2 separate regions of the Homo sapiens genome follow, and region 1 is linked to region 2. Evidence: chromatin loops called from intact Hi-C (ENCODE). Cell type or tissue: endothelial cell of umbilical vein. All regions are shown on one strand. Links, peaks and the distances in the headings refer to the core of each region. The heading gives the core; the rest is flanking DNA.

Region 1 (5,756 bases), core at 244-5,243, 1.4 Mb after region 2:
GAATATAAATGTGCTTTGCACAATCTTGCACAAATTTCTGTAGCTTTAAAATTATTTCCAGATAAAAACTTCCTTTTACAAAAAGCAATATTCAAAAACTGAGTATTTAGTATATCCTGTCCATTCATCATCTTGTGCAAGCCACTCGCAAACCCCCACCACCACACCCAAATAAAACTCTACAAACTGTGGTTCAGGTTCTCTGCCTCAATTAACCTCTGCTTTCCCCAACACCATTACTCCCAACGTGAAAAGCTTTCAGACGCAGTCTCATTTCAATATAATGCTACAATTTCACTGCCAAAGTGTAAGACTTAATGTAGATATTTGTATTTCTGGTAACTTCATGATTTCTTTGAGAATAACAAAGAATGTAAAATTGCAATATATTTGAATGGTCATTTTGCTATTCTATTGATTTCCCTGCAAAAATGAAGATGAGTCTGTGCTCCAAAGCTGTATTGATGCTCTGTTTTCTAAGATGGGAAATTAACTGTAAATTTTAAACAAGTGTTTTCTACCTGTTGCCAAATACTTCTAGTCATCAAAATTTTTAAAAATACAGTTCTTTAAGCAGGGCTATCCATTAAACATACACATACATACTTATTTCTGCCTATCTTTATCACTGTCCCCACCCCAACCCAGCCCTCTCTCTGAGACTGTTTAACAAGCAAGAATAATTACGAAAAATACTTCTTTCCTATAATCATCATCTTCACGAATCCTTTAACACAAAGAAAAATAGGATGTGACAGAATCCAAGCACACTGGTCTGGTGAAAAAATACAGTTATAGGACTTGCTACAGTCTGTTACATTTGTGCCTAATTGCCTAAGAAAAAAATCTTGAAATAAATTCTCATCAATGCAACAGAAATGTTTTCTACAGATATAATTGATTAACTAGGAAGGGCACAGACACAGAAATACCACCAGTCTTCATTGACAAGAAATAATGATTAACAGCTCCTTTAAACCCATTTTTACTTTCCTCAGTGCTAGAAATTCTCAGCAACATGTCACTCTTTTTCTATATATATAATTTTAACTTTTATTTTAGATTCAGAGGGTACATGTGCAAGTGTATTAGTCATTTTCATGCTGCTGATAAAAACATATCCAAGACTGGGTAATTTATAAAGAAAAAGAGATTTAATGGGCTCACAGTTCCACATGGCTGGGGAGGCCTCACAATCATGGCAGAAGGTGAAAGGCATGTCTTACATGGTGGCAGGCAAGAGAGAACGAGAGCCAAGTGAAAGGGAAAACTCCTTATAAAACCATTAGATCTCGTGAGACTTACTCACTACCACAAGAACAGTATGGTGGAAACTGTCCCCATAATTCAATAATCTCCTACCAGTTCCCTTCCACGACACATGGGAATTGTGGAAATTACAATTCAAGGTGAAATTTGGGTGGGGACACAGCCAAACCATATCATTTCACCTTGGCCCCTCCCAAATCTTATGTCCTCACATTTCAAAAACAATCATGCCTTCCCAACAGTCCCCTAAAGTCTTAACTTATTCAGCATTAACTCAATAGTCCACAGTCCAAAGCCTCATCTGAGACAAGGCAAGTCCCTTCTGCCTATGCGCCTGTAAAATTGAAAGCAAGGTAGTTACTTCCTAGTTACAATGAGGGTACAGACAATGAGGGTACAGACATTGGATAAATACACCCATTTCAAATGGGAGCAATTGGTAAAAACAAAGGGGCTATAAGCCCCATGCAAGTCCAAAATCCAGTGGGGCAATCAAACCTTAAAGCTTCAAAATTTTATCTTTTGACTCCATGTCTCACATCTAGGTCATGCTGATACAACAGGTGGGTTCCCATGGTCTTGGGTTCTTATGTCTTCCTGTAAATTATGGGGTCTTCCTGAAACCTTTATAATAAATTAAGTTTCTGCCTAAAACAATCTGGAAATGGATTTGATGTTGTGGATGAGAAAAAACGAAAATTCCAGGATCATTTCTTACATTCTGGCCTATATAAGCTGGTAGAGGAAAAAGCTTGGGTAGTGGATGGAAGAGGAGGAGATTTCCAGTTGGCACGTTTTGATGTTGAGATGCCTTTGAACAATCAGATTGAGGACTGTCCAATAAATGGATAGATCTGTGTAGAGCTGAAAAGACTAGAGAGATTTATTTGGGGGCCATAATCTTATATGTCACAATTAATCACCCAGGGAACTAAGAGTTAAGGAAATGGTTATTTATTATGAATCTTCTGTGTGTCAGTTATCTACCAAACATCATTGTAAAGTAATGAAATTGCTTTTCTCATGTCACATGCAAGTCAAATAATTACAATCCTGCACTATGGCCTGAACAAAATTGTTCAAGATGCTGTATTTTACTTTATGACTTATGGAAGAAGTTAGGTATAATGCATTACTCTGTTCTCATGCTGCTAATAAAGACATACCCAAGACTGGTTAATTTATAAAAGAAAAAAGTTTAACGGACTCACAGTTCCACATGGCTGGGGAGGCCTCACAATCATAGTGGAAGATGAAGAAAGAGCAAAGGGATGTGTTACATGGCAGCAGGCAAGAGAGACCGTGTGCAGGGGAACTTCTCTTTATAAAACCATCAGATCTCGTGAGACTTATTGACTGTCATGAGAACAGCACAGGAAAGTCCTGCCCCCCATGATTCGATTATATCCCACCAGGTACCTCCCATGACACACGGGGATTATGGGAGCTACAATTCAAGACGAGATTTGGGTGGGGATACAGCCAAACCATATCATATAGTAATGGTTCTGAAATTTCTATTATTAGATTCTTTCTAGACCAAAATCTAATTAATATTCTTACAGACTTCAAATGATATAATGGTTTTTTTCAACAATTTAAAAAAAATTTCCACTTCTTGATCAGTATCAGAAGAAATATTAAGTCATGATAGTTTTCTTAACCTTTTTTTAAAAGTGTCTTCAAATACTAATTTTTGAGGAAAGTTTATTCATAATTTAGAAATAATTTACTTAATAATATTATAAATTATGATGATTGAAAATAAGATCTTTAAAGTTGTAGGTAAAAATATAAAGGGGATTGTGATATATTACTCATTATTTCTGGGCATTTCTTTATTGCTGAACTATTTTTAAGATAACAGCTTCAGTCTAGTTTATGGCCCTCTTATTTTCCCATACTCTGCTGCCCCCTAGCGGTCAATCTGAACAATACTAGGTTGATCAAATGAGGGGACGCCAAAGTTAAACAGGTAAATGCCCCAAACGGAAACATCTGTTTTAAAATTATCCCCATGCCAAATACTTTAACGTATGGCTACTCTCTACGCTACTCTTTCCCTTCCCTGCAGAACCCAGGAGGTGGAGGTTGCAGTGAGCTGAGATCATGCCACTGCGCTCGAGCCTGGGCAACAGAGCGAGTCTCAGTCTCGAAAAAAAAAAAAAGAAAGAAAGAAAACAAACCTGTTTTCAAAGGTGCTTTTGAGGGTCCTTTCCATCATTTCATGAACCTCCTAAAAGACACCGTATTCTCGGATTTTTTTCCATGCTTGCGAAGTTTCCAGAAACTGCATCAGCATTAAGCAATTAACTGCGGAAATGACTAGTGATAAAGACAAAATTGACAAAGAAATTTGGTTATTTCTGTGGTCTGCAATAACTTAACCATAATTATGATTGACAGCATATACTTGGACATCTTAGAATTTTAGACATTCCATTCAACTTGGAACATATATTAATAACATTCACTAAAATATAACCTAAAGAGGGTTAAACATATTTTTTTATTTTGACAATGCTTCCCATGTAACTCAACATGTCAAATAATCCTGTTTACCTCTCTTTTGGGATGCTTCAGGGGCTCTCTGTTGCATCCCAAAGTTAGAGGTCAGAAAAGACCATTTTGAAGCCGAAATTTGATTGTAGGAAGCCTGTCAGATACGTTAAAAGTTTAAAACACTTGCTATTACAAAATAGAATTCCAGGTCACCACAGGTCACTATTATTACCTGGAATCTTTAAAAAGGCAAAAACCTGGCCGGGCGCCGTCGCTCGCGTCTGTAATCCCAGCGCTTTGGAAGGCCAAGACGGGCGGATCACGAGGTCAGGAGATCGAGACCATCCTGGCTAACAAGGTGAAACCCTGTCTCTACTAAAAAAAATACAAAAAAATTAGCCGGGCATGATGGCAGGCGCCTGTAGTCCCAGCTACTCGGGAGGCTGAGGCAGGAGAATGGCGTGAACCCAGGAGGCAGAGTTTGCAGTGAGCAGAGTTCGCCCCACTGCACTCCAGCCTGGGCGACAGAGCGAGACGCCGTCTCAAAAAAAAAAAAAAAAAGGCAAAAACCTTTACTCATTGATAGAGGGAAGACTTAGCTTTCCAAACAATCTGTCTCTTTTCTTTTCCTTCTTTTTCCTGTGGTTTATTCAAAAGGCAAACAAAAATCTTTCATTTGTCTTTAATATTCTATGAAAGTCTTACTCAAGAGAGAAAGCCAAATTTCACCCATGCATTAGTGTACTATTAATGTCAACCCCAATTTTTAATAACATCTTATAGACAAATCTATCCTATTTTAATCAGTTTGACCATAAGGTGAGATTTTCATAAACCTTTAATAACCCTTTACAAATTTTTGTTGAAGAGATCAGTGCTCTAAGAGAACCTTGTTGTGCTTTTATTCCAATGTTCAGTTTATGGAAAACCTGTATAATACCCCTTTAAATTTAGCCAATATGTTCACACACAGAATTTCTTTTACAAGATTAATTTTTCACAAACCTTCCACAACTTGCTCAAACCTTCAGCTTTATCCTTTCTAAATTAAAACAGTCCATTAGCCCTTTAATCTAGGCAAACAAAAAACGAACAACAAAAAGAAAACACACACATTCCCATGTTTTCTTATGATCTTTTATCAAAAGCACATTTCACCTTACTCACACAGCTTGCATGTAAAACTGTTTTTTCAGTAGTCTTATTTACATGTTACAATGTTAACTCTTAGTGATTTTTATTTTTGGTGAAAAACCTACTAAGTGGATTTTAATTATGTACTAGGTGTGAAGCCTAGGGCCCAGACAGATAAAGTCTGACTTTTTTTTTAGCATAGCCAGGGGCTTGAGTAACTCCACGTCTCCAGACCTTACCTGGAATCTAATGGCTCCAAAGCAGTTACGTTGAACAATTTTCAAAAGTTAAAGAAGCAGTTTATTACCTTAAAGAATTTAGCAAACCTAATGTCTGACCTGCCTAATTTAGACCAACTATCTTTATTTTACCAATAGTATTTAAAACTCTTTATTTCCCAAAGCTTACTACAGTCACGTAAAGTGAAAGGCATTACCGTTTTTATTTTTCTGAAAAAAAAATTGATTTAAGTGCTTATTATTATTAAGCCAATTAATCAGAGCTCTTTTATTTATAAATGTCACACACACAACACATATAAACACCCAGAAAAACAGGAGGATCCAGTATTGATAAGACTTTTCATTTGCCAGTTTTCAAGTTTCTTAATTGTATTACTGGCTTCAGAGTGGAATCCTTGGAAAAACAGGGCTAGGAAGACATCAGTTTCTAGGGCCTAATTAGCAGGCACATCCTGAGGGCAAAAGAGATTCCCAAAATTAAGGGTCTTATTTTTATACCAGATCCTGGATCCGTCCCCCTACCCAAAAAAGAGGGAATCAACTGATCTCCCATGGGAGTCATAAAAAGAGGGAATCAATCGATCTCCCATGGGAGTCATAAAAAGAGTG
Region 2 (5,756 bases), core at 446-5,445:
GACCTATAGAGCCACGAGGATAGGAAATGGAAAGGAAGGAATAGTTGTACAAAACAATGCAAAGGAAAAATACGTGAGATCCTGAATGGGTGGATGTAAGAGAGGAGACTTTGATAACTGAAGTGGTATCCAGTTTGTGGCAACAGAAACAGGGATCATAGGGAAAACATGTTAGTGCTGATTTTCCAATCTGACAGAAATGTGCTGTGAGGAATGGAAAGTCCCTGTAATAAATATAACTGCTAGGATGATGTAATCCCAAAACTTTATTTATCTATTTATTTAGAAACACACCTAGCTAATTTTGTTTTTTGGTAGAGACGGGGGTGGAGGTCTCACTATGTTGCCCAGGCTGGTCTTGAACTCCCGGGCTCAAGCAATCCTCCCATCTCAGCCTCTCACAATGCTTGGATTACTGGCATGGACCATCATGCCCAGTCCTATTTATTTATCTATTCTCCTATTGCCTCTTTAAAAAGGGTTCAGTGGGGGAAGTTATTATTATTCCCCTGAATGAAAATTTGGCAGGTCCCATACTTTTTGTGCTAATTCTTAGTAGACAATTCTAAGTGTCATAGAGTTTCAATTCAGTAATTATGAAGTCCAATTCAAGATATTAATAGAAACTCTGAACTATTTGTGTTAAACCTCAGCTTGCCAGCACAGATTTGCCTGAGGCTGGAAGTGGGAAAAGGGCATTAGCTGGCTTCATCTTAGTCTCTCTCCTTTTTTTTCTCTTCCTCTACCACTAATCTTGCCAGTTTCTGACCACCAAAAGTTGAAACAGGAAGGGGTGAGTTTGGAGACTCGTAAGGGGAAAGGAAGTATCTTACTAGAACAGGGTATCATTATTATTTGGCTCCATGTATTCTGGATCTGCAGATGTTTAGAGCCAACCTTTTCCTTATGGGAACTGTCCCTTGCCCCAGACAGATGCATCTCCACTTCATGTGGCCCCCTGAGACTCTGTCTGTGGGCTTTAACTTTCTGCTTGGGTTCTTCTGCCTCCCCAAGTGTTCTGCTTGGACTGGGGCCAAGCCGACCTGGTGCCAGCTTGCTCTCTTGTGGATGACAGCTTCTGAGAAATGTGTTGTTAGGTGATTTTGCCATTGTGTTAACATCATAGGGTGTACTTACACAAACCTAGATGGTATAGCCTACTACACACCTAGGCTATATGGTATATATTGCTCCTAGGCCACAAACCTGTATGGCATGTTACTGTACTGAATTCTGTAGGCAATTGTAACATGATGTAAATGTAACATGATTTATATATTTTATATATTTGTGTATGTAAACATAGAAAAGTTACCATAAATATATGGTATTATAATCTTGAGGGATCACTGTTATATATGTGGTGTATCATTGACTGAAACGTCGCTATTTGGCACATGACCATAGATCCCAGCACAGTTTTCCTCTCCTGGCTCTGCTACAAAGGAATTGAGCCTCTGTGGCCTCAGGCAGGAATCATCCCTGGGAAATCTCTCCCACCCCAGGAAATGGCAGGTCTCTCCTTCCCCCTTGAGATAGGAGTGAAATGGGGCTCGCAGCTCAGCGCCATACCACATACAATATCTTCTTTCAAAGATATTCTTCTCACAAAAATCTTCTTTCTCCCCACACTTACCTCTCCCTTTTTATTCTTGATTTGGTTGAGGAGTTCAAGGGTCATGAAGCCATTTTTGGACCAGTTTCTTTACAAATTATTCATAAGGGGTTCTGTCTTGAATCTTACATCTGTTATAGTGTACTATCACAACAAAAACTTCAGTGTGAACATTCTCTTACATAAAGCCTAATCCCAATGGTAATTTTTTTCTGAATTTCTTTTATAAAACATAAACTAGTTATAATTTTTGTGTCAAAATTTATATGTTTACATGTTTTTGTAAATGAAACATATATTCATGTAAACACATAAATCATTTATATATATTAATACATTAGATTTATGGGTTTTTTTCACTCTTTTATTCTAAGAAAATTTTAAGACAGCTTTCATAGCTTTGGTTTATTAGTTCCATTGCTGCTCTAACCAATTCCCACAAATTAAGTAGCTTAAAAGAACACAAATTTATTATTTTACAGTTTTGGAGGTCAGAAGTTTTAAATTGGTTTCCTTGGGCTAAAATCAAGATACAGCAGGATTGCATTCTTCCTGACAGCTCTAACAAAGAATCTATTTCCTTGTCTTTTCCACATACTACAGGCTACCAGCATTTTGGCCTGGGGTCTCTTTCTATCTTTAAAGACTCTTCTGCCTGCCTCTTCCACAGTGAAAGACCCTTGTGATTGAATTGGGCCCACCTGGACAATCAATGACAATTGCACTGTCTTCAAGTCAGCTACAGCTAATTAGTAAGTTCCATCTGGAGCTTTACTTCCCTTTTCCATTGTATATCAGTCACGTTTCAACCAGAGAAGCAGAACCAGTAGGAGAAATACATATTTTAAGAAATTTACTGCGAGGAATCGGCTTATGTGATTGTGGGTGCTGGCTAGGCAAGTCTGAAATGCAGGGTTTCTTGGTCATTCAAGGGACATACACAGAGCAGAGAAAAAATTGAGTCAACTACATTCAGAGCACGTCTCCCGCTGAGGTTATTAACAAGACAATGCTCTGCTTTCCTGTCTCAGCTTTCAAACAGCGATGACCGGAGGATGCAGCCAGTAGGGGGCAGTGCAGTGTAGTGCAAGAAGCTCCAGCTTTAGGGTCAGTCAGATGAGGTTTGAAGTCCGACCTTGATAGTGGGGCAGCCTCATGCAAGTTATTTTACACTTCTGAACCTTTTTTTCACTCTTTTAAAAAACAAAATTTTAATTTTGAATAGCATTTTCACCTTTGTAAAATAAAGAAAATAGAATCTACAAGGATCAACTGTTTTGAGGAGTTAAGATTATAATCTATGTGAGATATGCTTGCTTAAATATGAAACATATATGAATGAGCACACATCCTAGGAGCAATGGTTCAGTATTTGCTAATTCAGTGTTTGCAGCTGCGTTTTGGAACATAACTACCACAAATAACAAGAATTGGCTGTACTAAGAGATGGCACTAGGGTATCTCTTGTACATTCTTCTTTACTTTTATGCATAGTAGCAACCCAATTTCCCCTTGATAATCAGGACAAATTACTTCAGCCAATACAGCATCCCTTTCTTTGTCTGTGAATGTTATGTAATGGAATCATACATTATGTAAACTTTTGGGATTGGCTTTTTCACTTAGATAATTCTCTATAGATTCATCCAGATCGTTATGCGAACTAATAGCTCATTCCTTTTTACTGCGGAGTAATAGATGTGCCAGTTTGTTTAGCCATGAGGTTTGAATTCTAATCCTGTTAGTGGGGCAGCCTCAGATGAATTATTTAATACTTCTGAACCTCCTTTTCGCTCTTTTAAAAAACAAACTTTAAATTTTGAGATAGTTGTAGCATTTTCATTTTTGGAGCTATTATTAGTAAAACTTCCATAAGCATTCATGTACAGGTTTTCGTGTGAACACAAGTCTTTGTCTTCTGAGATAAATGACTGGCAGTGCGTGGTAATTGCATATTTAGTTTTAGAGGAAGCTACCAAACTTTTCCAGAATGGCTGTGCCATTTTACATTCCCCAAAACAATGTGTGAGTGATCCATTTCTCTGCATATTCACCAGCATTTGATGTTACTTTTTTTTTTTTAAATAATGCTTTAGCTATTCTGAGAGGTAGGCAGTGACACCTTATTGTGGTTTTAATTTGCATTTCCCAAATGACTAATAATGTTGAATATCTCTTCTTGTGCGTATTTACCATCTGTATATCTTCTTTGGTTAAATGTCTCTTCATGTCTGTGTTTGAATTGAATTGTTTGTTTACTATTTAGATTTGAGAGTTCTTTATAAATCCTAGATACTAGTCTTTTGTTGGATATATGGTCTGAAAGTACATTTGTCCATCAGTATTAGTGGGGATTGGTTCCAGGACCATCCCCAATACCAAAAGTCCATGCATACTCAAATCCCCCAGTAGCCCTGCAGAACCTACCTCTTGGATATGAAAAATCAACCCTCCATATCTGAGGATTTGGCATCCTGCAAATATTGTGTTTTTTAACTGTGTTTAGTTGTGGATATGGAGGGCTGGTGGTATTTACTGAAAAAAAAATGTGTATGAGTGGACTCATGTAGTTCAAACCTGTTATTCAAGGATCAACTTTATTCTCTTCCACTCAATAGCATGTCTTTTCTTCCTTTTCACAGCGTCATTCAAAAGGTAAAAGTTTTAATTTTGATAAAGCCCAATTTATTATTTTTTCCTTTTATGGCTCATGCTTTTGGTGTTATCTTTGTTCAGGTTGCTATAACAAAAATACCATAGACTGGGTGGCTTAACAGAAACTTATTTCTCGCAGTTCTTGAAGCTGGGGAGTCCAATTTCATGTCACTGGCAGATCTGGTGTCTGGTGAGGGCTCACTTCCTGGTTTGTAGATGTTGTCTTTTCCCTGAGCTTTCACATATTGGAAAGGAAGAGGATGCTCTCTGAGGTTTCTTTTATAAATGCACTAATTCTATTCACAAGGGCTCTGCCCTTATGACATAATCACCTTCCAAAGGCCTCACCTCTTAACACTGATGATTAGGTTTCAAGACAAAAATGTTAAGAAGACATAAACATTCAGTCTATAGTAGATGTAAGTCTAAGAATTCTTTGTCTGGCTTTAGATCACAAAGTTTTTCTCCTATTTTATTTTTTCAAAAAGTGTTATGGTCTTATATTTTACATTTAAGTACATGATCCATTTTAAGTTAAATTTGTATAAAGTAGAAAACTTCAGTCTAGGTTCTTTTTTTTTCTTTCTGCCTGTGAACATCCATTTTCTCCAGCATCCTTCATTGAAAAGACTATCTTTCCTCCATTGTCAAAAAACAGTTGAACATGTTTGTGTTAGTATATTTTGGGATTCTCTATTCCAGCTCCATTGATTTATGTGTCTGTCCCTCTGCTAGTACCATGCTGCCTTGATTGCCATAGCTGTAAAGTAGGTTGTAAAATCAGGTAGACTGCTTCCACTCATTTTGTTCATGTATTTCAAAATGATTTTAGCTATTCTAATCCTGTACCTTTCCATGTAAATTTTAAAATTATCTTGCCTACATCTATCAAAATCTTGCTGGTATTTTGAGAGTACTTGTTTTAAGCCTATATATTAATTGGAAGAGAATTGACATCTTTACTATATGATATTGAATCTTCCAATCCATGAACGTGGTATGTCTCTGTATTTATTTAGATCTTTGATTTCTTTTATCAACTTTTTGTAATTTTTGGCATACAAGTCCTGTGCATGTTCTGTTAGTTACACTTAATTTTTTATAAGTAATTGTAAATATTGTATTTTTGATTTTAGTGTCTACATGTTTATTGCTAGTAAATGGAAATATAATTGGCTTTTGTGTGTTTATTTTGTATCCTGTGACCTTGCTGAACTCTCTTATGAGTTCTGTTCTATGAGATTTTGTTTGTTTATAGATTGGGATTTTCTACATAGACAATCATGTCATATGTAAAAAGGGACAGTTTTACTTTTTTCCAATCTGCATGACTTTTATTTCTTTTTCTTGCCTTATTGCACTGCCTAGAACTTTTAGCCCAATATTGAACGAAAGTGGTGATGACTAACATCCTTGCCTTGTTTTTGATAATAGGAGGGAAATCATTCAGTCTTTCACCATTTCATCTAAGTTGTCAAATGTATGT

Evidence for each region. Peaks named below come from ENCODE experiments on the same cell type or tissue, not always from the same donor. Only the 100,000 strongest peaks of a DNase experiment are listed, where the experiment ranks them.
Region 1: a loop joins it to region 2, with 7 times the contacts of the local background. A loop is called at or near these places in 18 of 110 quality-filtered maps.

What each region holds. Positions count from the first base shown.
Region 1 is chr6:132,528,008-132,533,763 of GRCh38, reverse strand. No RefSeq gene overlaps it. Among named protein-coding and RNA genes, the nearest start is that of TAAR9, 7.4 kb to the left of the region's middle. RefSeq lists an enhancer at 5,482-5,756. In endothelial cell of umbilical vein, for the core only: a CTCF peak has its summit at 3,219 (motif pointing left); a DNase peak (open chromatin) is centred at 3,173.
Region 2 is chr6:133,913,673-133,919,428 of GRCh38, reverse strand. No RefSeq gene overlaps it. Among named protein-coding and RNA genes, the nearest start is that of TCF21, 27 kb to the right of the region's middle. In endothelial cell of umbilical vein, for the core only: a CTCF peak has its summit at 2,673 (motif pointing right); a DNase peak (open chromatin) is centred at 2,678; H3K27me3 peaks cover 511 bases.